Linked DNA regions of Mus musculus: regions 1 and 2 are each linked to region 3. Evidence: chromatin loops called from intact Hi-C (ENCODE). Cell type or tissue: left cerebral cortex. All regions are shown on one strand. Each heading gives the region's core, and the rest is flanking DNA. Links, peaks and the distances in the headings are about the cores only. Region 1 overlaps Phrf1 (PHD and ring finger domains 1). Region 2 overlaps Phrf1 (PHD and ring finger domains 1). Region 3 overlaps Deaf1 (DEAF1, transcription factor).

The links. Hi-C counts contacts between places; a loop is a spot of excess contacts. Peaks named below come from ENCODE experiments on the same cell type or tissue, not always from the same donor. Only the 100,000 strongest peaks of a DNase experiment are listed, where the experiment ranks them.
Region 1: a loop joins it to region 3, with 1.9 times the contacts of the local background. A loop is called at or near these places in 17 of 42 quality-filtered maps.
Region 2: a loop joins it to region 3, with 2.4 times the contacts of the local background. A loop is called at or near these places in 16 of 42 quality-filtered maps.

Annotation. Positions count from the first base shown.
Region 1 is chr7:141,252,358-141,262,469 of GRCm38, reverse strand. It overlaps Phrf1 (PHD and ring finger domains 1), which reads right to left. Exons shown (of 18, transcript NM_001081118.1): 10 at 7,479-7,606; 11 at 5,791-5,972; 12 at 5,548-5,667; 13 at 4,972-5,126; 14 at 1,763-4,438; 15 at 1,356-1,510; 16 at 928-1,257; 17 at 566-694; 18 at 1-61. Among named protein-coding and RNA genes, the nearest start is that of Irf7, 9.0 kb to the left of the region's middle. In left cerebral cortex, for the core only: no CTCF peak of the experiment used is centred there; no DNase peak of the experiment used is centred there.
Region 2 is chr7:141,236,976-141,247,087 of GRCm38, reverse strand. Phrf1 (PHD and ring finger domains 1) reads right to left here. Exons shown (of 18, transcript NM_001081118.1): 4 at 9,386-9,591; 5 at 6,120-6,203; 6 at 3,192-3,310; 7 at 144-241. Among named protein-coding and RNA genes, the nearest start is that of Gm51460, 12 kb to the right of the region's middle. In left cerebral cortex, for the core only: no CTCF peak of the experiment used is centred there; no DNase peak of the experiment used is centred there.
Region 3 is chr7:141,305,694-141,315,805 of GRCm38, reverse strand. It overlaps Deaf1 (DEAF1, transcription factor), which reads left to right. Exons shown (of 12, transcript NM_016874.3): 7 at 818-944; 8 at 1,344-1,472; 9 at 2,458-2,586; 10 at 4,797-5,044. Among named protein-coding and RNA genes, the nearest start is that of Deaf1, 17 kb to the left of the region's middle. In left cerebral cortex, for the core only: no CTCF peak of the experiment used is centred there; DNase peaks (open chromatin) are centred at 4,762 and 5,410; H3K27ac peaks cover 404 bases.

The DNA.
Region 1 (10,112 bases), core at 1,456-9,455, 54 kb after region 3:
AGGCCTTCACCAGGTTGGCCACCTTTACAGGGTTGATTTCACCACTCTTGCTGTGGCAGATCTGGAGGAAGAACACATGATTTCTGAGTGCTCTCTCGACTTGTCACAAAGATCAACTCAACCAAGCTTCCTTGTCCTGACCATCTCAAGTAGTGCCCTTGATCTTGTTAAGGGGACTTGTATGCCCACCCTACACACACATCTGTAACCACACTTCACAGAGCTGCTGAGGTTTATCTTCCTGTGTCAGAGGTCAGAAGGAAGCTAAAACTTGTTCCTATAGAAAAATCTGCCCATCTCTCAGAGACTTAGTTCCTCCAAAGATCCAAAGAAATTGGGTGGATTGAGGACATCTGAAATTCCTCATCTATTATTTTAGTTTTAATGAGCATTGCCTGAGTGGCACTTTGTGAGAGCTGGCTGACTCCATACTTACAGACCCAGGAGTCCATGCAAACTAGAAATGGCAGCTGACACATACAGATTTAGCTATTCTGTGTCACAATGTGTCCCTTGCAACCTCAGAGTTCCCAAAAAGGCATGTGTGTGCCTGCCTGCAGCCTACCTTCTGCACGGCTTTGCGCAGTATGTCCTTGTACTCCTCCTTGGTCACTTCTCTCTTCTGGTAGAAGGGTTTAATGGCCAGCTTCACCTCCTCCACAGCCCGTTCTTGCATGTGCAGCTTCTTCATGTACTAGGAGTGAGGAGGACATGTGTGACCCTGTGGCAAGATGGCCAAAACTGACCTGCGGGCCCATTGGCGAGAAGCCAGGAGTTCTGGGATATTATTCATTTGCCAAAGAACACTAAAGGCAATGGGCTGGCTGCTCTCTTACCACCCTGACCAAGCCCACAGGCCTGGATACTCTACCTAAAATCAGGCCCAAATAAGACAGGGGCTGTGGAAGGACAGGCAGCAGCACTCACCTCCTCCTTTTTGGTCTTCTCAGCAGCTGTTTTGGGAGTAGCAGTCCTTTCTTCTGAGTTGTTGGTGGTTGGAACAGCTAGCTCTGAGACTGTAGCTGGCATTGTGGGCACTGGTGCCAGGCTCTGTGCTGTACCGCAGCCTGCTAGGGGAAGGGTCCCCTGCAGGATCAACTGGACTGAGGGCTGGCTGACCAGTGCATAGGGCAGGATGCTTGAGGGCTGAGCCAAGGGTGGTGGCATGTTGGGGCTGTAAACCTGGGCAAGAATACCCCCTGCTGAGTGCAGAGTCCCAGCAGCTGGAAGCCCTTCTGCCCTGGGAGCACCAGGGGGCTGTATAGAAAGGAAGTAGTACCATGAGGTCTAAGCCCTAGGCAGGGCAGCCCAAAAAGCCCAGCACAAGGACCATGTCCCTCTAGCCCAGCACCCACCTGAGAGGGATCTGCATCAGGTAACCCAGACTCCTGGAGCACGTGGATGGGAGGGGGCAGCTCGGAGAATGGTGCCTGCTGAAATCCTATGAGGGCCCTGTCCTCTGCATCCCAGTCTCCTTCCTGGGGCCTCTGGGGCCTCTGAAGTGGTGTCCCTGAGGACCCAACAGACAGGGAGTGTGGATGCCTTGTGGTCAACCCTGGCCAAAACATTTTCAGAGAACCAGCAGTGGGAACCGAGGCCGAGCTGCAGATGTGTCTGTTAGAAGCTGTACTTGGGTAGGGGCCCCAAAATTGTCAGGAGAGGCTCTTAGGGAGGCTGCCCCACTGCCTCATGCCTGCTCTACACCCCTGACCCATAAGGACAACCACCACCAGGGTCCCAGCCGGGGGCAGGACAAACTCACTTGGATCTCTGTCCAGGGCTGCTGGCGTGCTGTGTTCTGCTTCCTGCAGGTTCCAGGTGACTCTTTTCACCAGGGTTCGGGATCGTAGCAGTGGGGCCTGGGCCACAGCATCCCTGGGCCTGACTGCTTCCCATCCTCTTGCACTCAGCACCGGACTGTCCTTTGTCATGGGCACCACAGCTGGGGTGCTGGGAGTTGTAGTGGTGATCTCTACAGTGTCTTGCTTGAGCAGACTCTGGTCTGATGGGGCCAAGGCCTGGGGCACAGGCTTTGAGATATCTTCACTGTGAATGGGTAACACCTCCCTTTGGATGGTAGGTAAAGTACTGTCTTGTGGAAGGCTGGCTGGGGGCAGTATGGGATTTGGTGGGAAGTCTCTCTCAGGGGAGGAGTCTGTACTCTCAGGAGAAGGAGGCGAGCTCATGTCATCGAGCTGGATGAAGATGGCTTCATTTGAAAAATCCTCAAAGACGTGGCCTGCCTCCACAGACTCACCATAGTCCAGGTCCTCAGGCACATGGGCAACTGGCTCTGCCAGGACAGGAGGGACTTCTGGAGGGTTCAGGTCAGCCACAACCACCTCTGGCAGGACACTTACTACCTCAGGCAAGACACTTACTTCTGAAACCGGAGGCTCAGCAGAGTGGTCTCCATCCTGCCTCGACTCCCCCTGTGTAGCAGGGGCTGGGGAAACCTCCCTCACAGGCCCCTTTTTCTCTGGGGAATGGGCACGCTTCTCACGGGAAGGTGGCCTTCGTGGCCTATGCTCCAAGCTAGGCGACCGAGATCGCCACCTCCTCCTCTCCCGGGACCGGGTCACACTCTCCTGCTTGTCCATTCGCTCTCGGCTCCTCTCCCGATGTTTGTGTCTCCGGTCCCTCTCCAGACTGCTGCCCCGAGACCTGGACCCCGAATGTCGCCTCTTCCGTCTCTTACTCTCATGGCGCTCACAGGAAGAACTGCCAGGGCTCCCTGAGCGAGACCTGGACTTCCGCCGGCACCTGCCATGACCCCAGGAACCCCGCCTATGCTCCCTGTCTCTGTCGTCTCTGTCCTTCCTCCTCTTTGCTCTGTCCTGGCTGCTGGCACGGTCACTGGAAGACCTCCGGCTCTTAGTCTTGGCTCTGTGCCTCCTGGTGTGTTCCTCAGCAACTGGAGATACTGAGCGTGAAGTCCTGTCCCTGGAGCCAGAGCGAGTGCTGGAGCGTGTCCTCTGGTGCTCTCTGGCAACCTTTTTCTTCTTCTTCTTCGTTTTCTTCCTGCTTCGGGAGCTGGAGGTGGAGCGGGAACGGGATGAGGCCCTGAACTCCACAATTCTGTGGGTGGTGATCTGTGGAGCATCTGGGCTTGGTAGAACACCTGGCTCCTCAACAGTCACACACGTCACTGTCCGTTCCTCAGAGCCAAAGAAGGGTGTACAGGACACTTCGTCCTCATCATCCCAAGGGTCTGGTGGGGGTGGCCTCTGTGTCCGGGCTGTGGAGCCCCGAATCTCTGTAGGCTCTATTTCCCCTAGTCCCTCTTGCTCCAAATCAGAGGTTCCCTCAGCAGATCCCTTGCTGAGTAACTCCAGCATGCCAGATACAGGCTCACTAGGGGGCTGGGGCTCAGGTTCCATCTCAGTCCCAAAGATGCTTTCTACCCTGTAGGAGGTAACACAGCGCACAGTCTGGAAGGCTGGGGCCTTTGGGCTGTTGATGGAGATAGTTCTTGTGATCTCAGAGGGTAGGAGGCCTGGACCAAGACTCTCTGGGCTGCTGCTAGGAGGGCTAGAGTCCGAGCCAGTGGGGTCAAAGGGGTCATAGATTTCGCTTTTGAGTTGTTTCGGCTTCTTGATGGAGAAGAGGGGGAACGGGGTCTCCTTCCTCTGCACCTTGCTGTCTACCGGCCGGAACGTGTTACAGAATCCAGGGCTGGACAGCTGGCTGCAATGTGCAGTGTTCCCAGGGATGTTGATCCGGAAACTTTCAAAGCTAGACCCAATGCCCTTTCCTCTTGAGGGCCCTAGATGGGCTAAGCTGCCATGGGAGCTGGGCGCAGGAGGTCGAGAACCACTTGTGTGTGAGCCAGTCTCCTGGGGACCCCTGCTGCTTGGCTCACTGTCGACTCGGCCTCGTCCTGGCTGCCCAGGGCCTTCCCTGCCAGTCAGGCGGCTGATGCAAGTGCTAGGGAGCTCGACAATGTGGCCGCTGGCTGGGGCCTGGTCCTGCGTGCTCTTATTGCCATCCCGATGGATCTTTGGTATCCTGGGTAGCTTGGAGAAATCAGGTCTCCTGGGACCTGTTCTCTGAGGAAGCCCAGAAGCTGTATTTTTCGATGGAAAGCTAGAATGAGTCACGATCTTAGTCGAGGCAGAACTAACCCGTACATTGGAGCCATTGAGTTGGGGGCTGCTGCTGTGTGTCCGGCTGGGCCTGTTCTCATCTGAAAGGGTCCTAGACAGACCTGAGCGAGGAGTCAGTGAGGGATCTGACCTCACAGGTGTCTGGGCAATGCGGGCAGGGAGACAGCACAGAGCTGTTCTATTCCCACAGCTCAGCCCTGAGTTTGGTTGTCTGTCTCCCACGAATCCACCAGATGCACTCTCTGAGGGTAGTGCCCCAGGCTGCGGGTTGTCTCTGAGCCTGGACTCTTCTCTGGATTGAGTCACAGAATTTCGCTGAAGAGAAACAGGAGCTAAAAAACAGAAGTCAGATAGCAACCCTTCCCACCTCCTGTAACAAGTTCAATGACATGTGAAATATGATCAGAACAGACACTGAAACTACTCTGTTTCCAGAGTGGACACTAATAGTCCCTGCACAACACAACGGGAATGTTACAGGTCAGCTGTCCTACCTATGGTATCATAAACGCCCCCCCACCCCGACCCCTGACATTTTCTTTCTCTTTTCAGACATGACCATGGTTCAAACGTGTTCCATTCAGTGTGACAGACAAGAAGCTGCAGATAGAGGCACTGTCCACTCTCGACCATGATGATTCATGGGGCACTGTGCACTAAGCATCTGAACTGTCCTAGAAATGGCACACTCACAACTACGCAGGCCTTGGAAGACCCTGACAGAACTCACACTGGTTATGTTCTTAGCAGTGTTGCCCCCAATTCAGGGCAAAGTCTGAGAACCTCTCCAACTCATCCGTTTCTAGGACTGTGATTTTACATTCCCAAGTCAATGAGGAAGGACAGCAACCCCATGGGTGCTCACCTGCCCTCTTGGCGCTGAGAGAGCCATCCCGGTGTATGACAACATCAGCACTGCTCATCATCAGGAGGCTCTGGCCAGACAGGATGCTTCCCAACAGGTCAGGAACGGGGGCCTCCTCCACGCTGGGCTCTGGGGCCACAGCAGGGAGCTGCCTCCTGTAGACAGACCAGAGAGTGGTTCTGCTAGCATGGTCCTCTGTATTCCCAGCCATGAGCCGTTATCTCGGGGATCAAGCTTGTGGGGAGATCACCTATAACATATGTATGCCCCACTCTACCATTAGGCATGAGCTGGCAGTGAAGTTATCTCTACCTGTTGGTCACTGTGGACCAGGACTGCTGCCTCACCCAAGGACCCTTTCCCTTTTAGAGACTAAGGCCAGTATGACTAGCAGATGTGCTACTTGACTACTTGACCCTGAGACAATTAGCTTTGACTTAACGCTCGAGCCAACCTCAACTCAAGCACATCACACCAGGAGTAGCTGCTCAGCCACATCACCAAGGGCCACATGGGAAGGATAAGCGACTTAGCCCAGTGCCCTCACCCATCCCAGATGGCCCTGCTGCCACATACCTAGAGAGCCCCATGGCGACAGGTCTGGCCACAGGCTGGTGAGACTGCAGAGCTGAGCGGGACAGCACTCTCCTCTTGGCACTCAGAGGGGAAGGTGGATCTGCAGACTGTTCTTCATTGCTAGAGGGGACACATGCCAAGGGGACACTGACAGAGCAGCTCTGTGACACCGACACAGTGCCACATGCAGCCTAAGCACATCAGAGGATGAGCTGGGTACTGGGACAGTCAGCACTGAATTACCTGTCAAAAGGATCCAGCTCATAGGGATCTCCAAACAGTGACAGGGAAGCTGCTCCAATGTCTGCCCTCATCAGCCCGAGGGAGGGGTCCACTGGCTTGTACACTGATGGCATGCTGGTGCCACGGACAGGCCTGCGGAGGCCTAGTGTTCGTGCAATTCGAGAACGAGCTGTGACTTCATTCTGAACCAACGTGACAGGAAGAAAATTAAATGAATGCGGGGCACATTGCACTTAAACAGCCACATGAGGAACGGTTGTAGACTTTAACACTCCCACTGCACGGCTGTAATCAGTCTCAGATACTACAATCAAAGGACCACATGCCACTTCCTCTAAATTCTGAGTAAGGATTGAACAGAGTCAACACCCTCAGCTGAGACCTCTCCCCAAGGAGTGTATCTCTCCACACTTCCACCATGGCCCACAGTCCCACACGTTCTACTAGGGGGAAAAAGGAACCACAGTAATTGCAGAGGGAGAAAGTGAGCTCAGATTGGAATCTAGAATGGTCTAGAGCTTTCTGGAAACTAGGAAGGAAGAACTGACAGTCAGGCCCTTAGGCCTCAGGGCACCAAGTGAGTGCTAATGATCACTAAATTCAGAACATTATCATCGATCAAACTTGCTCATAAATTTAATCACTGCCACAAGAATCTGTTCTGACTGCCCAGAACAAATGTTCTAACTACTAAATATTTAAACACATCTTTAAATTACAAACATACACTAAGAAACATATTTATCAAGCCCTTGGTCCTGTGAAGGTTCTAGGCCCCAGTATAGGGGAATGCCAGGACCAGGAATGGGAGTGGGTGGATTGGTGAGCAGGGGGAAGGGGGAGGGGATAGGGGGTTTTCGGAGGGGAAACCAGGAAAGGGGTTAACATTTGAAATGTAAATAAAGAAAATATCTAATTAAAGAAAACCCAAGGGGGGTGGGTATGGGGGACTTTTGGTATAGCATTGGAAATGTAAATGAGCTAAACACCTAATAAAAAATGGAAAAAAAAAAGAAAACCCATATAGGTAACAAGTATATATGCATATAAAATACATGGGCAAGTGTGTGTGTGTGTGTGTGTGTGTGTGTGTATTCTCCCCAGCCCCAGCATCCTAGGTCTATAAGTACCAAATATGCCTTATGGCAGCAGGGCTGAGTGAGAACACAGTACCTGATATGGATACACCGGACACAGCCTTCTCATACACAGGAGGTGACGATCTGCCCTGGGAGCTTTAACTCATCTGCTCCTAGCACAGGACTGACAGCCCTTTGACTTAGCCAGCCCTCTGACGCCTGCTGGCCTTCCCTCTCTGCCTCTACATTTCAGGGCTCATCAGACATAATTCTTTTTTTTTTAAAGATTTATTTATTATTATATCTAAGTACACTGTAGCTGTCTTCAGAAGAGGGCATCAGATCACATTACAGATGGTTGTGAGCCACCATATGGTTGCTGGGATTTGAACTCAGGACCTTTGGAAGAGCAGTCAGTGCTCTTAACCGCTGAGCCATCTCTCCAGCCCCCAGACATAATTCTTAACATACCCTTCTCCAGAGGACCTAGAAGCATACCTACCCACCTCTGAGCTGCAGAAAAACAGGCCCGTGGACACTTCCTGCGGCAGGGCCATACATACAGGGGAGCAAGACTGGCTTATCTGTACACTTGAGCTATGTCCTCACCTTCAGCTTCCTCCCTTTTGTCTTCCTTACACGGTGCTGACGTTTCTTGGCTCTCGTACTCCCACTCTTACTTTTCACAGATGACCTGGACCGAGTTTTCTTTCTTCCCAGCACTTTCTTTCGTCTCCCTAAAAAGACAACATTGAACGTCTGTGGTTCAGAACTGCAGGACCCTTTCTGACTAGGGTGACCAGGTCCTCTGAATTCTGTTGGAGCAGAGCTTAGGAAGCTAGGGAAAGGGTCTGGGTACCTCAGGACTGTGTGCTGGCTTGAATTTTACATACAACACACACACACACACACACACACACACACACAGAGTTTATTTTTATATTTATGTGTGTGTGTGTGTGTGTGTGTGTGTGTGTGTGTGGTGCACGCAGGTGACTTTGGAGGACAGAAGTGGGCATCAGCTGCCCTGGCACTAGAGTTATAGGTAGCTGTGAGCTGTCCAATGTAGGTACTGGGAACTGAACTCAGGTCCTCTTGGAATAGCAGCAAACACTTCACTTCAACCGAGCTATCCCTTCGCAGCTTCGTCTGTGACCTGTGGCAGACGGCTACGGATGACCTTGGCCTCCTGAGCTTTCCACCTCTGCTTCACCAGTGCCTGGCTTGCCTAGTTTTGGCTTTTTTTTTTTCTGTTTTGTTTTGTTTTCTTTGTGCAGCTGTGGCTGTCCTGGAATTCACTCTATAGATCAGGCTGGCCTCAGACTCAGATCCACCTCCTCTGTCTCCCGAATACTAGGATTGCAGGCCTGTGACACCACCACCCAGTGCTGCTTTTTAATTTTATTTATTTTTTTAAATGGACTTCTTGTTTTTTACTTTCTTTCAAGATTTTTATTTTATATGTATTGTTTCATCTACATGTATGTCCATGTGAGGGTGTCAGCCCCTTAGAAATGAAGTTCCAGACAGTTGTGAGCTACCATGTGGATCCTGGAAATTGAACCTGAGTTCTCTGGTAGACCAGTCAGTGATCTTAACCACACAGCCATTTTTCCAACCCCTATTTATTTTTGCATAATTGTCTAGGTCTGTAGCTGGTCTGGAACTCATGGAAATTCTTCTACTTCAGCTTCTCAGGGATTACTAAGGTGGGCACATACCTCACAACTTTTTTTTTTTCACTATTTTCTTTTCTTTTACGTGCATGTACCTACTTTGTCTACATGTGCACACATAGGTGCAATCCCGAGGCATTCAGAAGAGGGGGCTGGAGTAAGAGACAGTCATGAGCAGCCATATGGGTCCAGGGAACCAATCCCAGGTCCTCTGCAAGAGCAACAAGTGCTCGGAACCTTGCTCAGCCTTTCTAGCACTCTCATTTTAATTTTTAAAATTCATTTATTTGTGTGTGTGTGTGCATGTGTTGGAGAAATCAGAGGACAACTTGCAGGAATTGGCTATTTCCTCCCACCATGTGATCCGGAGATTGTAATAGGAGATCAGGCTTGTTAGCAAGAGTCTCTATCTGCTAAGATATCACCCACTGTTTTTTTGAGACACTCTCATTGATATCACCCACTGTTTTTTTGAGACACTCTCATTGTATAGTGGAGAAGATGACCTTGAACCCTAGATCCTCTTACCTTTCCCTGAGATTACAGATGTGTGCCAACTTGTCTTGCAGTCTGGGCTACAAGCACTACCTTAGCTTGGATTTTTTTTTAAAAATTTATTTATTTTATGTATGTGAGTTCAGTCTCTCTCTTCAGACACACCAGAAGAGGGCATCAGATCCCATTACAGATGGTTGTGAGCCACCATGTGGTTGCTGGGAATTGAACTCAGGACCTCAGGAAGAACAGTCAATGCTTTTAACCACTGAGCCATCATCTTTCCAGCCTGGCCTAGATTTTTTTTTCCAGAGAAATAACCCTGTAACATTTTAAAGTAATGTGCTCTTGGAGGGAAGGGGGAGAATCCAAATAGCAGTGAAAAGTTGGGGTTAGATTTTTACAACTGTTATATAAATTACATAAACCCAAAAACAAAACACATGAAAACCAAGAGCTGGGACTGGTGAGATGGCTCAGTGGGTAAGAGCACCCGACTGCTCTTCCGAAGGTCTGGAGTTCAAATCCCAGCAACCACATGGTGGCTCACAACCACCCATAATGAGATCTGATGCCCTCTTCTGGTGTGTCTGAAGACAGCTACAGTGTACTTACATATAATAAATAAATAAATCTTTAAAAAAAAAAAAAATCACAGTTACATTTAAAAAAAAAAAAAAAAAAAAAAAGAAAACCAAGAGCTGAAGACAACAATGGCTATAACATGACCATTCATGGTCAAACAGAGAGCGCCCCTAGAGACTGGAAGACAAACAAGCACTCTGAACCCTTCTGAAGATAAGCACTTTAAAACAGAAATCAATTGCTAAAGGACCCATGTGTGCTTTGGTCTAAGCCACCATGTACTGCCATGACTCTTCATTCTAGGATTCTGAGAAGCTAGGACTAAACTCACCAGGATATGGCGTGGTGTGAAGGGAATACCAGGTAATTAGCAGCTCCGTTATTTTGAGCTCCTGCTGCCCCTGCAAACTACACTGCTACATGTGGGAGCAAAACTAGGGCAGATATCTTCTGCAGAAACCCCAGGAAGCAGAGATCACAGTGCCCC
Region 2 (10,112 bases), core at 682-8,681, 69 kb after region 3:
CTACCAAGGAATTCAAAGAAAGCCCTCTCCCTGATGAAAGTTCTTCCCACATAACAAGTCTAGATTTTCTACAAGGTCCTTCTCTAAAACTGACGATAGGAAAACCCCAAGTGCTCTGCAGGAAAGAGAGGACAGCACATTACCATGAGTGGGATCCACACCAGGGACCGTACACTCTGGGCAGAACCATTCATCCACAGGCACCTCCTGGAGAGGCGGGTCCAAACATTCCATGTGGTACCTATGGGAACAACAGTTCAGTGCCAGTCTTAGCCTTGGACTTCAAGTCTCACAAGAAACCACATGCAAAGACTATTTTAAATAGTCTAGTTTGCAATGTATCCTGCCAACGGCTTCTCACTTCCAATGTTATGGGGTCCTCAGGCTAAACACAGTCCTGCCTCTAATCCCCACTCCCAAGGTGGGCCACAGAAATTCTAATCTCCTTTTTGACCCACTGTATCTGACAGTAGATGACTAAGTAACCCTTAGAACACCGAGAGCGTTCTAAGGGGCTGGGGAAAGAACACTTGCCTAGCAAAAGTCCTGTCCCATGCTGGCAGAGAATATCTTATTATCCTGTCCAGTCACATTTCAGTCCAATGGCCATGCTTCAATCATACCATGCCATAAGTCTCCTTCAAGACCACCAAGGACAGGGCATGGAGAGTGTCAAAGAGATGAGAGGTTCCTGAAGAGGGCGCCCCAAGAAGCCCTGCACCCAGTCCCTAGCTTATTCTAGGCCTTTCTCTCTCTCTCTTTTTTAAAATTTTTTTTTATTTATTATTTATTATATGTAAGTACACTGTAGCTGTCTTCAGACACTCCAGAAGACGGAGTCAGATCTCATTACGGGTGGTTGTGAGCCACCATGTGGTTGCTGGGATTTGAACTCCGGACCTTCCGAAGAGCAGTCAGGTGCTCTTACCCACTGAGCCATCTCACCAGCCCCTTTCTCTCTCCATATCCTTTGTTTTGTTTTGAGTCAGGGTCTCACTAAGTACCTTGGCTAGCCTGGAACTCACTATGTAGGATAGACTGGCGTTGAACTCATAGTGTTGGGATGAAAGGTGTAAAGCTACTGTGCTCTGTCTCGGGTCTTAAGCTTCGCAGGAATAAACTTTGTGCTGGCTGTGCTGACCTTTTCTACCTTTCTCTTGTATTATGAGCCTGGAGCCAGGGAAGCATGCACCTTTAATTCCAGAACTTGGAAGGCAGGTAGAACTCTGTTAGTTTAAGGCCAGACTGGTCTACAGAGCTAGTTCCAGGGCAACCAAGGCTACATAAAACCCTGTCTCAAAAACCAAAAATAAGTCGGGCGGTGGTGGCACACGCCTTTAATCCCAGCACTCAGGAGGCAGAGGCAGGCGGATTTCTGAGTTCGAGGTCAGCCTGATCTACAAAGTGAGTTCCAGGACAGCCAGGGCTACACAGAGAAACCATGTCTCGAAAAAAACAAACAAACAAAAAAACAAAAACAAACAAAAATAAAAAATAAAACAAAACCAAAAAAACCCACAAAACAAAACAAAAAATCCACCACAACAAAAAAATCCCACAAAACAAAGTATATGAATGTGTACATGAGTGTGTGCTACACGAGTGCCTGGGAGCTTTGGGTGGTTATAAACTATTATGTCAGTGGCCGGAACTGAAAATCCTCTACAGTCAGGTGGGTGGCCCTTACTGGAACGTCACATGCAATGTGGTCCATGTAACATCATACACCAGAACAAATCTTGAAAAGCCATAAAGAGACTCAAGTAAACCCCATCTTCTCTCTGAACACGGACCTTTAATGTTCAGTCGTAACTCCTTAGAACTCAAAGACAACCTGTGCTTATTTCACAAAATATCAATGTGTGCAACATGTGCTGCCCCCCTCCCCCAACCATCTATACAAAGCCTTCTTTTTTTTTTTTCTTCGAGGCAGGGTTTCTCTGTGTAGCCCTGGCTGTCCTGGAATATAGAAAGCCTTCTGATTCCATTTCAAAATGAATGAGAAGTTTTAGACTTGAGAGTTGAAAGACAACCATGAAGATATAGAAAAATGTAAAAGTCAACAGTATTTAGGTGCTTAGAAGTACAAGAACCACTAATATGAGTTAATTTTAATATCTTAGATCTATCATGATTTTAATGCTTACACTGTTGCATCTGTTAAGTGAAATACATAAATCAGTATGAATTTATAAGTTTAATTCTTGATTAAAACAAAACAAAACTGCAAGACAAGCTGGTAGTCATTGTACCAACTGAATTTCTACAGGCATGAAGGCCCAGGAGACCCTTGTGCCTTGAAATGATGAAAGTCAGCTCCTGGGTACAAACTGTACACCAAATTCCAGCCAGTGGAGCTGGCACAACTGGCAACCCAGAAGAACCCCAGCGACAGCCACAGGGGAGCAAGCGAGCGAGGGCAAATGCAGAAAACTGCTTCTCCCTTCCAGCACGAACAGTACAAAGCCTCTTGTCCACACCTTGAAACTGTTGTTTTCTGCCCTAGGAAACATTCCAGATCTACCAGCCTCTCCACCTGGAGAAGAATATTTCTGTAACTGGCCACAATTTTATAGCAGAAAAAACTTTCTAATCAATAGCCAAAAACCTAGCAAGAGGCTAGGGAGGCCAGTTCCATCTTAGAGAACAAACAGTGAGCAAAGAACACAAGCAGTGTCCCAGAAGACAGGGTCACAAGCATAAAGTGATTTCAAGTACATCAGAAGGCAAAAGAGGGAGCTAGAGATGGTTCACAGTTAAAACCACATCGCTCTTGCAGGGCACGAGGCTTCCACTTCAGGAAGCATATACCCATCTGTAATTCCAGCTCCAGGGTGATCCAAAGTCTCTGGCTTCCACAAACACCTCTATTCACATGTACATATCCACATATAGGCCACACCCATAGAAACAATAATAACAATAATGATAAAAAGATCCAGGCAGCCAAGATGATGCTGTCCCAAAAGCAACCCCTCAGCTGGCCTGCCCTCTCTCCTAAGGTGAGTCCACTCTCCTGCCTTTTTTCTTTGACCTTGATATACTGACGGCCTTTGAGCAGCACCAGGAAGTATAGACACAGGAGCCAGGAGAGGTATCAGTGTCACTGTCTATGACCCACTGGGCCCCACTTCACAATGCAGTCCTGAGCATGACAAACTTAACAGCCTGCAAGGCACCAGTACCCTTACCCAGCATCGCAGCCGTCACACAGTAGGAGCCGGTCCTCACGATCACTCCTGCCACACACCTCACAAAAAGTCGGGTCTTCCTCCTCAGCCTCACAAGCTTTAGTGTTTTCTACTGGAATCTGAAGACAGAAATATTGGTCAGTGAACATACCCTCAACATCTGAGTGGTCAATTCATAGGACATGTATCTAATCTAAAGTAAACCCACTGGCCTAAGATCTACTTGGGATGTGTGCTGGCTAAAATGTCAACTGGGACATAAGTTAGCGTCATTTTAGAAGAGGAAATCTCAGTTGAGAAAATACCCCTATCAGACTGGCCTATGGGTAAGCAAGGTGGCATGTTCTAGCCAGCTTACTGTGGATAGTGTCACCTTTGGGCTGATGGTCCTGTGATGCTATAAGCAGGCTGAGAAAGCCACAGGGAGCAAGCCAATAAGCAGCACTCCTCTGACTTCTGCATCAGCTCATATCTTCAGGTCACTGCCCTGACTTCCTTTGATGCTGAACTGTGATTAGAAAAGTGTAAGCAAAATAAACTCTTTTTGCTCCAAGTTACTTTTGGTTATGATGTTATCACAACAAACAGAACCCCTAAGATAGGCTCTATGGACCCACAACCTGAATAATCAAATATATGATATGCTGACTAGTCTTATGTCAACTTGACACAAGCTAGAGTCATCTGAAAGACTGAGAAAATGGCACCCTAAGATCCAACTCTGTAAGCCGGGTATGGTGGCGCACGCCTTTAATACCAGCACTCGGGAGGCAGAGGCAGTCGGATTTCTGAGTTCGAGGCCAGCCTGGTCTATAAAGTGAGTTCCAGGACAGCCAAGGCTATACAGAGAAACCCTGTCTCAAAAAAAAAAAAAAAAAAAAAAAAAAAAAAAGACCCAACTGTAAGGCACTTTCTTAAAGAGATTAATGGGGGATGGTATACCACCCTTTGTGGGTGGTATCATCTCTCTGTGGTGGTCTTGGATTCTATAAGCAGACTGAAGGCTGGGCATGGTAGCACATGTGTTTAGTCCCAGTACTCTGGAGGCAGAGGCAGGCAGATCTCTGCGAGTTTGAAGCCAGCCTGATCTACAAATCTGAGTTCCCAGACAGCCAGGACTGAGAAAACCTATCTCTAAAAAACAAAACAAAAACAAACAAACAAACAAAACAAAACAAAACAAAGGAAGGCAGGCAGGCAAGCAGGCTGAGCAAGCCGTAAGGGCAAGCATCCCTCCACAGCCGCAAAGCTGTGCCTGCCATCATCCCCTGCCTCCAGGTTCCTACCCTGTTTCAGTTCCTGTCCTGACTTCCTTCAGTAATGAAGAGCATCTAAGTGTAAGCCAAAGAAACCTTTTGCTCCCCAACTTGTTTCTGGTCATAGTGTTTCATTTCAGCAACAGGAACCCTAAGGCATATGGTGACCTGTATGTTATCTTCACTGAATGACAGGTAACTAGAAGAAAAGTAAAAGCAAGAACTGTGCCAGGGGCCAGGAGAGGTGGTGCAGGCTTTTAATCACAGCACTTGGGGGACAGACAGGTGGATCTCTGTGAGTTTGAAGCCAGCCAGGTCTATAATCAGTTCAGAACAGCCAGGGCTACCCAGAGACCCTGTCTCTAAGAAAACCAAACAAATAAGCAACAAACATGAGCCTGTGATGCAGGAACACTTCGTGGTACAGATTCACCAGTGCTGTGAATTGCAGACATGGGTGGGGAGAGCACATGATAACTTTAAAGCAGAAGCACAAGAGCTCTACAGAAAAAGCTCAACAACACTCCTGCTATGGAGCTCAGGGGGCAGAGTGCTTGCCCAGCCGCTGGTCCTAGGCTCAGTCACCAGCAAAAGGGTCAGCAGATGGAGACCTGAAATCTCTTTTGTTGTTTTATTGGTGTTACTTATTTATTTATCTATTTATTTAATTAATTGTTTTGTTTTGTTTTCAGTTTTTTAAGATAGAGTTTCTCTGTGTGTAGCCTATCCTGGAACTCTGTAGACTGGGCTGGACTTGATTTGCCTATGTCTCTGCCTCCCAAACGATGGGGTTGATGGTGTGAACCATCCCTTTAATCAGGCTGCTGTTTTTAAGATCTCACTATGTTTTCTTGGTTATACTCAAACTCAGAGAGATAAGCCCACCTCTATCTCCCACCAGTACTGAGATTAAAGGTGTACACAATCGCAGCAAGGCCGATCTTTTTATGCACAGGAAAAATCTGTCTCAAAAAACACAAGGGTAGCACTATGTGGGTAGCAGTCGCACTTTAATTCCTGCATTCTGGAAGCAGAGGCAGCTGGATCTATCTCTGTGAGTTCAAGGCCAGCCTGGTCTATATAATGAGACCCTCTCTCAAACAATTTGTAGTTCTTGGTTGTGTAGCTTGCCTGGCATGCACAAGGCCTGGAATTTAATCCATTGAAAAGAAGAAAAAAAGAAAGAAAGGAAGTGGAAGGGAGGGACAGATAGGAAAGACAGAGAAAACAAAGAAGGGAGTGAAAAAAGAAGGAAAAGATAGAAAGAGAAAGGGGTTTAGGGAAGGGAGAAAAGGAGGGGACAATAAATAATAAGCAAAACCACCTTTCCTTGCAGCCCCAACAGTACTTTCCAAACTTCAGTTCACATGGCCCTTTGTCCCCCCACTGCACCTCCCACACGCCAAGACTGCAGTTCATAAGGAGGCTGGCTGGAGAGGAGCTCTGTAGTCAGAAGGGGTGAGGGACAGAAACATCTCCATGACTCGGTACCTATGTCCCAGAAAACACCAGTCTTAGCCCTAGGCTTTGCTCAAGGCGAAAAAGGATGCCTGAGTCACTCCTTTTATGCCTAATTGAACTGACAACCACTTAGGAGAAAAGCGAGTCACCATTTAGCATCATGATCCTTCCTATAAGAATACAAGCAGGGATAGACAGCACCTACACTTACCTTCTTTAAGATTTTACCATTAAACTGGGCACGAATACAAATACATTTAAATACTGTTCGATCAACAGGACAGGAGTTGGCATTCTGTAAGAAATAAAGATTGGATCAGAATCCGGCATAATCCCCTTCATTACTCATCAATTACTTATTACAATCACTTATCACTTATCACGACTGTCTTCAAAATAAAGAATTTACTTAACAATCAACAATCTTAAACTGAATGTGGTAGCACCTGCCCATTATCCCAGCATTTGGGAGGCTGAGACAGGAGGATTGTGAATTTGAGGCTGGCCTGATCTATAGAGTATATCTGAAAAAAAACAAACTAAAAAGTTATTTTTATTAGCCAGGCAGTGGTAATGCACAAAGCCCTTGAAAGGCATGTAGCAAGAGGCAGAGGCAAGTGGATCTCTTTGAGTTTGAGGCCAGTCAAGTCTACAGAGAGAGTTCCAGGACAGCCAGGGCTACACAGAGAAACCCTGTCCTGAAAAAACCAAAAATAATGATTTCTTTTACACAGAAATCTGTATCGATAGCCTTGGTCTTGGCTAAGGGCCTATGCTAAGATGCTAGAACTGGGTGAACAAAACTTGAAGTCACCATGCTACTGAGGGAGCAAGGTCAACATGCTGGATGCATGCTCCCATACAGGTGTTACTAAGAAGGAAAAGGAGAGGAGGGAAGGGAAAGACTGGGTAGACGGCATCTCAGCCTGTTTGTTGCTGACCCAGATCTTCTCTTAGACCTCTGTGAACTGCTCAGTAGACCCTGAGCATCTCTAGTATCTTTTCAGCATTTCTTTTCAGTGTGTAGGCTAATCAGATGCATGCTACAAAGATTTTTTTCCTTGTCTGTTCAGCTCAAGTTGCCTTTCCTGAAATATACTGTATACAATAAAACATACCATCTTTAGCTGTGTACTCCACTAAATTCTGATAAATGTATAAACTGAGGGCCACCCAGGTCTGCCACCTCTTTTATGTTCTGCCACTACAGTTATGTGAGAATCAAGGCACTATATGTTCCCTTGTTTGTCTGATTCAATATTAATTTTCCTCTCTCTCCCTCCCTCTCTCTTTGGTGAAAGTGTTTGAGACAGGGTGTCAGTGTAGCCCAGACTGGCGGGGAAGGATATGTGTGCCATAGCCCATGTAAAGAGAGCAGAAAACAATGTATTTGACTCTCTTCTCTCTGCACACCACCACGAGGTACTCAAGCTTGGCTTTGAAGTGCTTCCCCTGCTGACCAGCCCAAGTGACTGCTCTGAGAGCTAAGAGCAGAGGACAGCTTGTGGAAGGTAGAGCTCTCCTTTCATGTGGCTGCTAGAGAACACACTTAGGTTGTCAAGCTTGATACAAGAGCCTTTACTGCTGAGCCATCCCCATGACCCTGATTTGATTTTTTAAATTTTTATGATTTACTTTAATTTTATGTACACTGGTGTTTTACCTACATATATATCTGTGTGACAGTGTCAGATCCCTGGAGCTGGAGTTATAGACAGCTGTGAGCAGCCATGTGGGTACTGGGAACTGAACTCAGGTTCTCTGAAAGATCAGCCAGTGCTCTTAACTGCTGAGCTATCTCTCCAGTGCCCCTGATTGATTGTTATTCATTTATACATCTAACCATCTTTGTTTTTTTTTTAAAGATTTATTCCAGCCCCCATCCTTGGTTTTCTGAAGAGGTTTCTCTGTATAGTTCTGGCTATCCTGGAACTGGCTCAAACTCAGATATCTGCCTGCTTCTGACTCCCAAGTACTGGGACTAAAGGTGTGTATTACCACCGTCCATCTCCCTGAGTCATTTTTAAGTCTAGATTTTTCACCTTTATTAACCCAGTATCTAACTACCTCATGAAATTCAACATCTGATCACTTGTAAGATTTTTTTACTAATAAGCTCATTTTCAAATGCTTTCCCTTACCAATAAACATCATATATACAGTAAACAGAATGTCTTGCTCTTCAACTAATTAACTGAGATAGGCTCTAATTATGTAGCCCTGGCTGGCCTGGAACTTGTTATATAGACCAGGCTGGTCTTCAACTCAGATTCACCAGTCTTTCCCTTCTAAATGCTGAGATTACAGGCATGTGTCATCACATCCCACCTCTTTTTTGTTTTGTTGTTTTGTCTTGTTTTCTGAGACAGGGTTTCTCTGTGTAGCCCTGGCTGTGCTGGAACTCACTCTGTAGACCAGTCTGGCCTCGAACTCAGAAATCCACCTGCCTCTGCCTCCCGAGTGCTGGGATAAAGGTGTGTGCTACCACATCCAACCTCTTGCTGTTCAACTTAAAGAATGAAACAACTTAATCTGAATCTAATCCGCCAGACTCACAAAAGAACAAAGAAGTTTGACACAACACCACAATAAGCTAACTTGGCAGAATTGTGGACACAGGAAAGGCATTTGCCATCTCCATACCACTTAGAGTAAACTACAGAGACACGTCTAAGCTACTTGGGGGAGAAGGAAGGGAATATCAGAGGCATAACCCCTATAACCTTGCTGAAATTTTTCACCACACTGCCAGTATCATTGGGGACAGATAGAAGCATAGGCAATAACAACTCTTATTTTGACTTTTTTTTTTTTTTTTTTTAAGGATGGGGATGGCTCAACAGATAAGAAAATTTGTTATGCAAACACAAGGACCCAAACTCATATCTCAACATCCACATAAAAACCTGGGCAAGATTATACCTTCATCTCTCAATGCTAATGCCATGAAGAATGAGAGAATGTCTTGGGTTTACTAGCTGCCTATTATGCTGCAGCTTCAGTAAAAGATCCTGACTCAAAGGAATAACGCAGAAAGCGACAGAGCAGGATACCTGACATCCTTTAGCCTCTACGTGTAAAGACAGGCACACACCACATACCTGTACACATATAAAAGTCTTTGCCAGTGGGTGAAGGCCCAGGCAAGTCTCCTTAAAGTTCACTGCAAGGTAAGCAGCGTGATAAAAGCTTGTCTCTTCATGACTTGCCATCAGAACTGAGTAAGCACACTTGCACCATTCCAATACCTACAGAGGCTGCCTTACACTTACTATGTGAGGTTGCCGAAGAGTTTGTGTCCTGACCCTCAGAAAAGCCAGAGTCATCCTTTCTCACCCAGTAACAGCCCCCACAGTAAGCATTCCTTCCCCACAATGCTGAGAACCCAGGCAGCACTCAGCCCTGTGTTCAGTTTTGCTGCAGAGAAGGCAGCCTAGTCATAAGGGGTAGCAGTAGCCCACTGAAAAGCCAACTCACCCTGGACCATTCGATGATGCAATCCAGGCAGAAATAATGGGCACAGGTCTCTGGGGTGCCCACAGCCTGGTCTCTAAATGCATTGAGGCAAATGGGGCAGCTCTCTGCATCATCATCAGAATTGGGTACACTGCTAGCTTCAAGCTTCCCTTGAGTCTCTATTGCTGCCGTTGCCATTTCTACTCCATCTTCTGAGTCTTCAGAACCTTGGATAAATGGAAATATTATATTGTTAGTGAATACAGAAACAAGTGCATGTTCAGGGACTACCCTTAAGCAGAGCCTCAGCCAGAACCCAGCTCCTCCTGAGCCAAGTCTCCCTCACACAGTCCCCACTCCTTACCTGAAGGCTCTCTGTCCAGAGCTGCCCTGAGCTACGGAGACAGAGATATTTGGCTAAGTGATTACACTAGCTCCTCATACCTGAGCCTCTGAGAAAAAGACCATCCAAGAAGTTAGGTGTGAGCTATCACAGGCTTCAGAGAAGATGGTGCTAATGACTAAACCACCAAGGGTTGGGGATTTAGCTCCATGATAGAACACTTGCTTAGCAAGTACAAAGCCCTAGGTTCAGTTTTCAGCTCTAGAGGCACAGAGGAAACACTCAACAAAATAATGACTACGCCTCTAAGAATGCCCCCTAGGACAACAACCCTTGCATAGCTGCACAACTCTTTCAACCTAGTGACAACAAATAATCTGCTCTTAGATCAGACCTCCTTCTTGG
Region 3 (10,112 bases), core at 763-8,762:
ATGTTTGCCCAGCATGCACAGAACCACTGGGTTCAACCCCCTGCATCACATAGATTTCACATACCTGTAATGTCAGCACTCACCAGGTAAGAGGTGTGCACTACCTAGAAGGAGGAATCTCAGTTGAGGAATTGTTTATATCAGATATTTTATGGGCATGTCTATAGGGAATTAAGGAGACATGGATCAAACTCAGGTTTCAGTCTTGATAGGTTTGGTGGCTGTCAAGTGCTGTCATCTACCACTGAGCTTTTTGTTTGTTTGTTTTCATTTTCAGGACAGGATCTCACTATGTAGATGAGGCTGGTCTTAAGCTCACAAAGATCCACCTGTCTCTACTTCCCAAGGGCTGGGATTAAAGGCCTGTGCCACTGGGCCTAGCCTCTAAACTTTTTCTTTTTGAGGTGGGGCCTCACACTGTAACCAGGCTGGACTTGAACATGTGGCAGTTATCTTGCCTCTGCCTTGGTTGTTGAGATTATAGACCCGCGCCAGCCGCTCCCTTGAGTTGCAGATGGCTCTGCACGACGCTTCCACTGCTGCTGATTTTCATTTCAGGCTGGGGTTTCCTTGTTCTCCTTCCCTTGGCCCACTTCCCTTCTACGAATCTAAAGCTCCAGATGTCGAGGCTGTGTGCTTGCCTGGCAGCAGTGCTCTTCATGGATTTCTTCAGAAAATGTCTTCTCTACCATTCTGAGGGCTCCTGTGGACGTCTGCTCTCTGCAGTAGTAATAGAGTCACTAATTTGATAAGGAGTGGGAAGAAGGAGGCGCCCTTCAAATGTTGCCCTTGGTCAGTTTTACCTTTCTCCCCACAGAGTGGCCCTGTCAGGCTCTTCGTCCCTTATAAAAGGCGCAAGAAAGAGAATGAGCTGCCCACAACTCCAGTGAAGAAGGATTCCCCCAAGAACATCACCCTGCTTCCTGCCACGGCGGCCACCACCTGTGAGTGCTAGCATAGCACAGAAGTGCTTTGCTGAGTTGTCATCCTGTCTTTCTATCTTAGCCCAACTCAAGGATTCTCATTTCTGAGATAATCTGACAATGAAAAGTCTTCCTTTGATTCAAACTACCAAATATTTTAAAGTTCGTCCACATTTTATTTTCTGTCTGGAGTGCACAGTTCCTGGCCCCACAGTCAGATTTGGCCTGAGTCCCACCCTCTCTGGCTCTTTCCCCTAGGATTCAAGGTCACTGACTTCCTGATGTCATACCACATGTGGGGTATGTCCCTGTGTAAGCTCCTGGGATCTCTCTGAAGCGTGCACCTTTGTAAAGAGCAGTGCATGCTTCCAGCCCAGTGCCTGATGTGGCCTTGAATCAAGTGCCTTTTTGCCTTTTCAGTCACTGTGACACCCTCAGGACAGATCACTACCTCTGGAGCACTGACCTTTGACAGAGCATCCACTGTAGAGGCCACTGCTGTCATCTCTGAGAGCCCAGCCCAAGGTGATGTCTTTGCAGGAGCCACAGGTAAGCTGTCTCAGGATCTGCCTGATGTGTCCCCAGTCCCTATGACAGTCTCTGTTGCCTGGCTCCTCAGCAGAGACTTGAGCAGGACTCAATCTTGAAAGGAGCCTGGTGGGTATTGGAGAAAAAGCACTAAGCACTGTGACCAACACACAGAGCCGGAAATAGGTAGCGTTGCTGATGTTGCTTTAGACTGACACCAGCCACTAGAAACAATCCTAGTCAGGGGCTGGCGAGATGGCTCAGCAGGTTAGAGTGCCGACTGCTTTTCCGAAGGTCCTGAGTTTGAATCCCAGCAACCACATGGTGGCTCAAAACTACCTGTAATCCCTCTTTTGGCACGTCTGAAGACAGCTACAGTGTACTTATGTATAATAATAAAAAATATTTGGGCTGGAGCAGGGCCAATTGGAATGACGGGGTTGATCGGAGGGAGCAGAAGTCCTAAAATTCAATTTCCAACAATCACATGAAGGCTCACAACCATCTATACAGCTACAATATACTCATATATACATTTAATAAATAAATCTTAAAAAAAGGAAACCATCCTAGTCATGTGTCATTTTAAATATTCTAAAGTCGTGTTAACAAAGCACATGATATCTTTTTTCCCAAAGATTTATAGATTTATTTATTTATTAGATGTAAGTATGCTGTAGCTGTCTCCAGACACTCTAGAAGAGAGTATCAGATCTCGTTATAGGTGGTTGTGAGCCACCATGTGGTTGCTGGGATTTGAACTCAGGACCGTCAGAAAAGCAGTGAGTGAGTGCTCTTACCTGCTGAGCCATCTCACCAGCCCACATGATATATTTTGTAATAAGTTTAATTTCTTCAACCACCTGAATTCCAGAGTATCCTGGATTCAAAATATGTACTCAGGTCACTCACAGCCACCAAGGGCTGGGATCTCTGGATTGAGTGCGCAGCTGTAGGACTTGGGACTAAATCTGCTGCGCTGAGGCTATCTGCTTCTCTCTCACAGTGCAAGAGGCAGGTGTGCAGCCTCCCTGCAGGGTTGGCCACCCTGAACCCCACTACCCTGGCTATCAGGACAGCTGCCAGATTGCCCCGTTTCCAGAAGCTGCATTGCCAACATCACACCCCAAAATTGGTGAGTATAAAAGAATTTATGTGCATGTAAGCTATAGTCCTCAAAATTATGTTTTTGTTTGATTTTTATTCACTGTAGTGCTGGCAGTGGAGCCCAGTAGCATCTCATACATGCTGGGCGAGTGCCCTACCTCTGACCCAATGCCCCAACCCCAGAACTGTTTCTTGTGAGTGGAATAGGGCTTTGCCAATGTGTTTATTGTTTTCTCTCAGAGTACTAGGTTAGGGTTGACAAGGTCAAGCCTTCTACCTGTGTTTGCTAATAAAGTTTTATTACATACAACCATGCTATTCACTCATATATAAGGTTTCTTTTGTTTGTATCAGGCTGCTTCCATAGAGACTGAAATGACCTATTGTTGGTATTGTCAGGTCCACCCTAACAGAAATCTGTGAGTAGACTTATCTCCTTGCCTTGACCATGGAATTGGATCAAGTGGTATTTGGTGTGAGGGACTGTGCCAGTATCTGTGTTCCCATAGTTGAGAGCCGAGGTGACCCTCTCTGTGTGGGCACCTTGACTTTGGGTTTTCACTTAGTGGCACATCTTGAGCAAATTTCTGTGTCAGTATACTTTTTAAAGGTACATCTACCTGCATCTTCCTCTGCTGATGGGCATTTGGTTTTATACTTGTCAAGTTTCTCAGCATTGAGAAACCCATGTCAGCCTCCTCTCCATCTCTGCTGTAGCCTAGGTCCCATCTTTTCTGAGGAGGATGCGTTCTCTACTGCTCATTTTGGGACTCAGCTTGCAGGAGCCACAGATATTTAATAACATTAAAATATGTTTTTAAAAATAGATTTCACATATTCAAAAGAGTTGTAAATACAATAAAAAGAACTTCCTCCCCCCAAAAAAACTATTTAAGAGTAATTGCAGGCATTACCCAACATGCTTCAGTGTTTTGTCTCCTATTTTCATTAGTCAATCAGTCTCTCTCTCTCTCTCTCTCTGTGTGTGTGTGTGTGTGTGTGTGTACTGGGGCCTCCCTATATAGCTGTGGCTAGAACTTGATATATAGGTTGGCTTTGAGCTCACAGAAATCTCCTTCCTCTGTTGTTTGAGTGCTGGGGTTAAAGACATGGGCTACCATACCCAGCATGTGTGTTTTTACGCTCATGTGTGTGTTGAGTGTGGTCTTATGATGTCCTGGTGCACTGTAGCATGTGCATGTGGAGGGCAGAGACTGACCTGGGGATCAGACTTCACCATCCACCTTTTCTGACACAGGCCTCTTGTTTTTGCACTGCCAGTACTAGGCTAGCTGTCATTCAGAGCCTGGGCAGTCTCTCCTGTCTCCTCAGTCTCCCCTCAAAGCTCAGAGGCATGCTGGGATTGCAGATGTGCACTATCACATCTAGATCTTACCTGAGTTCCTGGGATTCGAACTCAGGTTTTTATGCTTGTGCTGCAAGTGCTTTACTCACTGAGCAACCTTACTATACTAGCCCTCATCCCAAGTTTTATGTCTCCCCTCCCTTCAGAAGCCACTGGAATATCTCGCCTTCATCGTAGAGGTTGCAACTGTTGAGTACTGGCTTTTGTGATGACTGGGTGCCTTGTCCAGTTCACAGGAGAATGGAAAGAGGCTCTGTGCGGTAGAAAAAGAATCCCGCAGAAGCCCTGTCACGTTGGGTGTCTATAGTGTGTCTATTCCCAGACTTCTCAGTAGACTACAGTAGAAAGTGCTTTGCACTCCCACATGCACCTCTCTTCTAGACCCACCTGCAGAAGAGGTTCACATTGTCTCCTCTAAAATCACAGTGTGTTCTGGTCCCCTCTGTCTATCTTGGTGGCTTTCTTCTCCAGCCAGGAGAATCATGGCTCTCACGTCCATGTTGACTGCAGACCCCAGAAAGACTTTCCAGATAAGCCTTGGTTTTCCTGTGTGTGGTGCTGGCAGAATGTCTCCATTCTCCTTGCCCTCAGTGTGCTTGTCCTGTGGCTGTTTGCTTCTGTGTTTCATGGCTACCCCTTCTCTGGGTGAGTGTCTTGGTTGCTTTTACTTTCTCTTGTCTGTCTGTGAGCTTCTACTGTAGGCCTTATGTTAGAAGTGATCAGCCCTCAGGGAAGGCTTTTAGCTAATAGCGTGTGGGAATTCGAGCAAGAGTGGGGACATTGTTCATCTCCAGTGCATCTCCTCCCACCCGAGGCTGGAACTAAGCCTGGAAATCACTAATCTCTGGTTTATCCCACATTCTACATTCTAGTCCTGACATCGCTGCCCGCATTGGCCGTGCCACCGTCCACCCCCACCAAAGCTGTCTCTCCCACCGTGGTCAGTGGGCTGGAGATGTCAGAACATCGGAGCTGGCTGTACCTGGAAGAGATGGTCAACTCCCTACTCAACACAGCTCAGCAGCTGAAGACGCTGTTTGAACAAGCCAAGCAGGCGAGCTCTTGCAGGGAAGCTGCTGTGACCCAGGCGAGAATGCAGGTTGATACAGAGAGGAAAGAGGTAATGTGAGCTCAGACCCGTACCCATCACCCTCCCTTGGCCCTGGGATAGCCTGTGACTCCTGTGCTGGCCTACGAAGATCATTGATCTATTGGCCCTGAGAAGGGAGATCTGGAAAATAATACAAACGAGGGTAGCAGACACTAATGAAACATTTTGTTTAAGATTAGTGTATTTCAGCAGGGAAAACGTTTTTATATACACCAACCATTATTTTTGAGTGCATAGTATTCATAGCTGTTTCTACATTCAGGCTATTTTTATATAGTAAAACTTGTCTCCTATTTTAACTCTGTAAAGTGTAACTTGGTGCGGATCGGATACATAAACACAGTTTTCCATCAGCCGCTGCAGTGCCCTGCCTCCTGTGGGCGATGGAGGATGCTGTGACCTTGTGACCACCATGTTTTCCTGTAGCGTCTCAACACCAGGGCCCAATGCATCCAAAGATAAATGACTATTAACATTTTCTGTGTGCTTTGGACTTTTTTTTTTTTTTATGAAAGCAAAATTGAACCACAGTAAAATGCCTATATCCTATTAGAGCTTTGGCTAACATCACCAGCCCCTGGTGAGGGCAGCTACCCCAGTGGCTCCCAGTGTCATCCCCTGGCATTCCTGCCTCCTACACTTGTCAGAAGTCAGTGGCGAGCTGTGGAGCTTTGCAGCAGTGCAGAGGCCCAGCAGTGTCCCCTTCCTGTCACCACAACACTATGGATCTTGAGATCCGTTTTCCTTCAGTCACCCCAGCAACAGTTGTGGAGACGACTTTCCTTTCCCCACCAGAGATCTGCTGAGAAGCAGGTGATGGCTGGATGCGGGTCTGCTTTCACACTTGATCTGGATCTCTTAGAAATATGTGGGATTCCCAGGTAGTTAAGGATTTTCTGTGTTTCTTGTGGCAGTTGTCCTCATTCTAGTGTGGCTCTGAAAACTGTTTTCTGTGGGACTTTAGTTATGTTTGTTATTTTATGTGGATTTGTTTGTTTGTTTGTTTTGGTTTTGAGACAGAGTCCCTCTATATAGTCCTGGCTGCCTTGGAACTCACAGATCCACTGCCTCTGCTGCTCAGTGCTCAATGCTGAGAGTAAAGAGTACACCACCACATCCACCCGGGGGTTATGTAGCCCAGGCTAGCCTTCAACTTGCCAGGTAAACGAGGCTGGCCTTAAACTTGGGATCCTCCTCCCTCTAACCTCCAGGTACTGGGGTTATAGGAAAGCCACCAGGCCATCAAGTACTGGGGTTATAGGAAAGCCACCAGGCCTGGTTTGGTTTTGAGGCAGGATCTTCCTATTTAGCTCTGACTGGCCATCTCATGATCCTCCTGCCTCAGTCTACTTGGTGTTTTTAGGACTGTGTCACCTTATCCTGCTGCAGTTCATTAGGGTTCATTTTGTGTTGTAGTGTGTGCTCTGTTTTGGTGAAATTGCTATGTACTTGATAATGGCCTACTTCCTCCAGTTATTTCAGTATTTTGCAACATTATTAGTCATAATAACTTGACACTATTTAACTCTTCTTCAGGCTTTCCTTCAGTCTGAAGAGTTCCACGGGCACTACATATGTTTGGTGATCATATATACATGCAAGTAAAACAGTCATACACAAAGAATTATAAAATTTTAAAAATATATAACAAGCTGGGTGTAGTGGAATACACCTTTAATCCCAGCACTTGGAAGGCAGAAGCAGGTGGAGCTCTGTGAGTTCCAATCCAGCCTAGTCTACATAGTGACTAGGCCAGAGCTACATAGTGAGACCTATCTCAAACAAACAAACAAACAAACAATAAATATCAATATATTAGCAAATAGAACCCACTAACTGTCAGTTGGGCACAGTGGCTGGTCTTGTACTGAAGCTGGTGATGGAACAGGCCTTGACTGCTGTGTGACCAGAGTCACATGGCTGGTGGGAACAGACCAGAGGGAAGTGAAGAACCCTGTCACCATCTGGCTCCTGGGTGCACAGCCCAGCATACATAATGATGGCTTTGATAAATGTGCTAAACACAGCAGTTAGTCCCTGAGCTCTGGTACCCTGGAGGGTTCTAAACTAGAACTCAAATCTTTTGAGGACTGGCCCTCCTGGCACCTCATTAGAGTCCTATAGGAAGGCTCTGTTGTGGGTCCCTAAATGTACAAAGTAGGAGGGGGAGGGAATTGTGGTGAATAGCTCAGGTGTCTTCTTTTTACGTGTAGAAAAAGTGTGGATTTTCTTGAGATTGGCTGAAACATAAACATCTAAACATACCAACTGGAACCTAAACACTAACTGGCATTACTGAGTTTGCATCCTCTGAACCTGTACTCTCTGAGAAAATAATCCCTTGCCATCACAGTTTGATTTGCAAGCAGTCCTGCTTGATCACAGGATAAAAGTGGCAAGCAATGCTTGTGTTGGAGTGGAAAGACCATGCTGGGACCCTTTCTACTTGGGGTGTGTACTAGGGCCATCTGAGAAGCCTCACTGAGGGGCTTTCAGGAGGTAGTGCAGGAGTTAATTTAACACGGCTGGAGGGGTCCTGAGTCTGCCAACTTTCACATTTTATTTGGAATTTTCAAATTTAGCCTAGCTGAAGCAATTTGTTACAGGATTTTCTGTGTATATATGCTACTTTTAACAATGAGAGTGCATGTGTGAGAGAGAGAGAGAGAGAGATTACATGTGCAGAGACTAAATAAACAGGGCAGAAAAGCAAATGCCCTTGCCTGTCAAGGACACTGCGTCCAACAGAAACCAAGCTGGCTGAGCAGCCGCAGGGTCTTCTATTAACCACTGCATCCAAGAGCCCTTGCCCACTTGCTGAGCAGTTCAAAGGCACAGGCACAGGAGGGTTCGTCTGCTCAGACTCTGACAAGGAAGAGCTGGTCTTGCCTTCTCCAGAATGAACTTATATTTGCTTGAGTAAGACAGCCCCAGAGCAGGAGCGTGACCCTCCACTGTTGTCTTCCTGGCTGCTGACCAGAGATGCCACTGCTCATCCCTGAGTCCCCAAGGAACTGCTTGAGGGAACCTGTCTATACAACAGTGGGACACCTAGAAATGCTGACTTCATAGACTCAAGAAGGAGCTGTCCCTAGGGGCTGGGTAGAAAGACAGTTATTTCACAGGAGTTAATTCATTCACAGGAACACACCCGATCAGGGATAAAAAGGCACAGGCAAAAGGTTAGGCACGGTGATGGTGCGCACACTTCTGATTCCAACGGGGAATGAGTTCATGCAAGCCTGGACTACATAGCAAGTTCAAGCCAGACAGGCTACCATAGAGTAAGTACTTGGCTCTCTCCCCACAGCCAGCATGGCCCTTTCCAAGGTTTCAGTTTGGTGTTTATTAGGCAGCTGGGCAGGAAATCCATGGTGGTTTCACTTGCTCTTGGCCTCCAGTTAAATACTATTAACCCAGCCCCTCGGCCTGTGCCTGCTCGCAGACCTTTGTGATGAATCTGGATTTAATGCTTTTGTCTTCTTCAATTGTCTGTCTAGCAGACACTCACACCTATTCCATTTTTCTCGTTGAGACCCAGCTTCTCAGATCATTCTCTACCAGTGTTCTGAGGGAGGATGCGCAAGGCTCCCTTTTCATAGCTAGTACCTGAAGTGATGACCCATTGTAGGACCAACCTCCTAGGCACACGGCACGACATGCAGCCCAGAACATGCAACACTGGTCCATTCATCCATCTCCCAGAGCCTCTAGCCTGGCCCACATAGTGTAAGTTTACGTTTCAGCCAGCATGCAGCACACACAGAGCACACAATACAGAGCACTCAGTGCACAACATACAGCATGCAGTATACGGCATGCAACATGCAGCACAGAGCATGCAACACATAGCACACAGCTGTCATACTTTTTTTTAACAGCTTAGATTTTTTAAAAAGATTTATTTATTTTATTATAAATACATACACTGTAGCTGTCTTCAGACACACCAGAAGAGGACGTCAGATCTCATTACAGATGGTTGTGAGCCACCATGTGGTTGCTGGGAATTGAACTCAGGACCTCTGGAAGAGTAGTCAGTGTTCTTAACCACTGAGCCATCTCTCTAGCACATGTTTTTGTTTTTGTTTTGTTTTGTTTAATGATTTACCTACTTTTATTTTTTTATATATTGGTGTTTTGTGTGTCTGGCTGTGTGAGGGTGTCAGATCCCTTGAAACTGGAGTTATAGACAGTTGTGTTGCCATGTGGGTGCTGAGAATTGAACTCTGGTCCTGTAGTAGAGCAGCCAGTGCTCTTACCCGGTGAGCCAGCTCTCTAGCCCCCAGCTTTCCTACTTTCAGTTATCAGGCTTCAGGTGTTTATGTAGGCCAGGTTCTGGCAGTTTCTTCCAGCGTCCGGATACCAGCCAGCTTCCCTCTCATCCTCTGTGTAACCTGTGGAGGCCACGCCTGCAAAAGCAGAGCTGCTGCCTTAAAGGGACAGCCATGGTGCTGGACAAAGGGCCTTTGGAATTCTGCCTGGATGGGTCTGAAAAGAAGAATGTCCTCCACCCCAGTCCGCCCTCATGCTGCACTTCTGAAGTAGGTGTTCAGGGAGGAGATGGGCATCCCTCCCTTCCGTCTCCTCTGAGGACCCTTGGGAATGCTCCTGGGAGTCACCATTCTACCTGCAGCTTGTCCATCAGCAACACTTAGACTAGACACCATTCTGGACAGTCATCCCAGTGCTGCTACTTTCTGACCCAGAGATAGCGACGGCAGGGTAGCCTGTAATGCTCAGCCATGGCCAAGCACCACGACGGCTGGCCCTCACTGTCTCGTTCTATTTCACTCCCACTTGGGGACATTGGAGCTCTTACACAGGGGCACACACACCTTTCTTTCTTGGTTGCTGTGTAGCCCAGGTTGGTCTAGAACTTACAATCCTGCTGCATCTGCCTCCCAGGTTCTGGGACTATATGTCTGTATGTACTGAATTCCAGGTTCTGGGACTATATGTCTGTATGTACTGAATTCCAAGGCACCTCATATGCGTTTTGTTTTTGTTTTGTTTTGTTTTGTTTTAAGATTTGTTTGTTTGTTTATTATATGTAAGTATACTGTAGCTGTCTTCA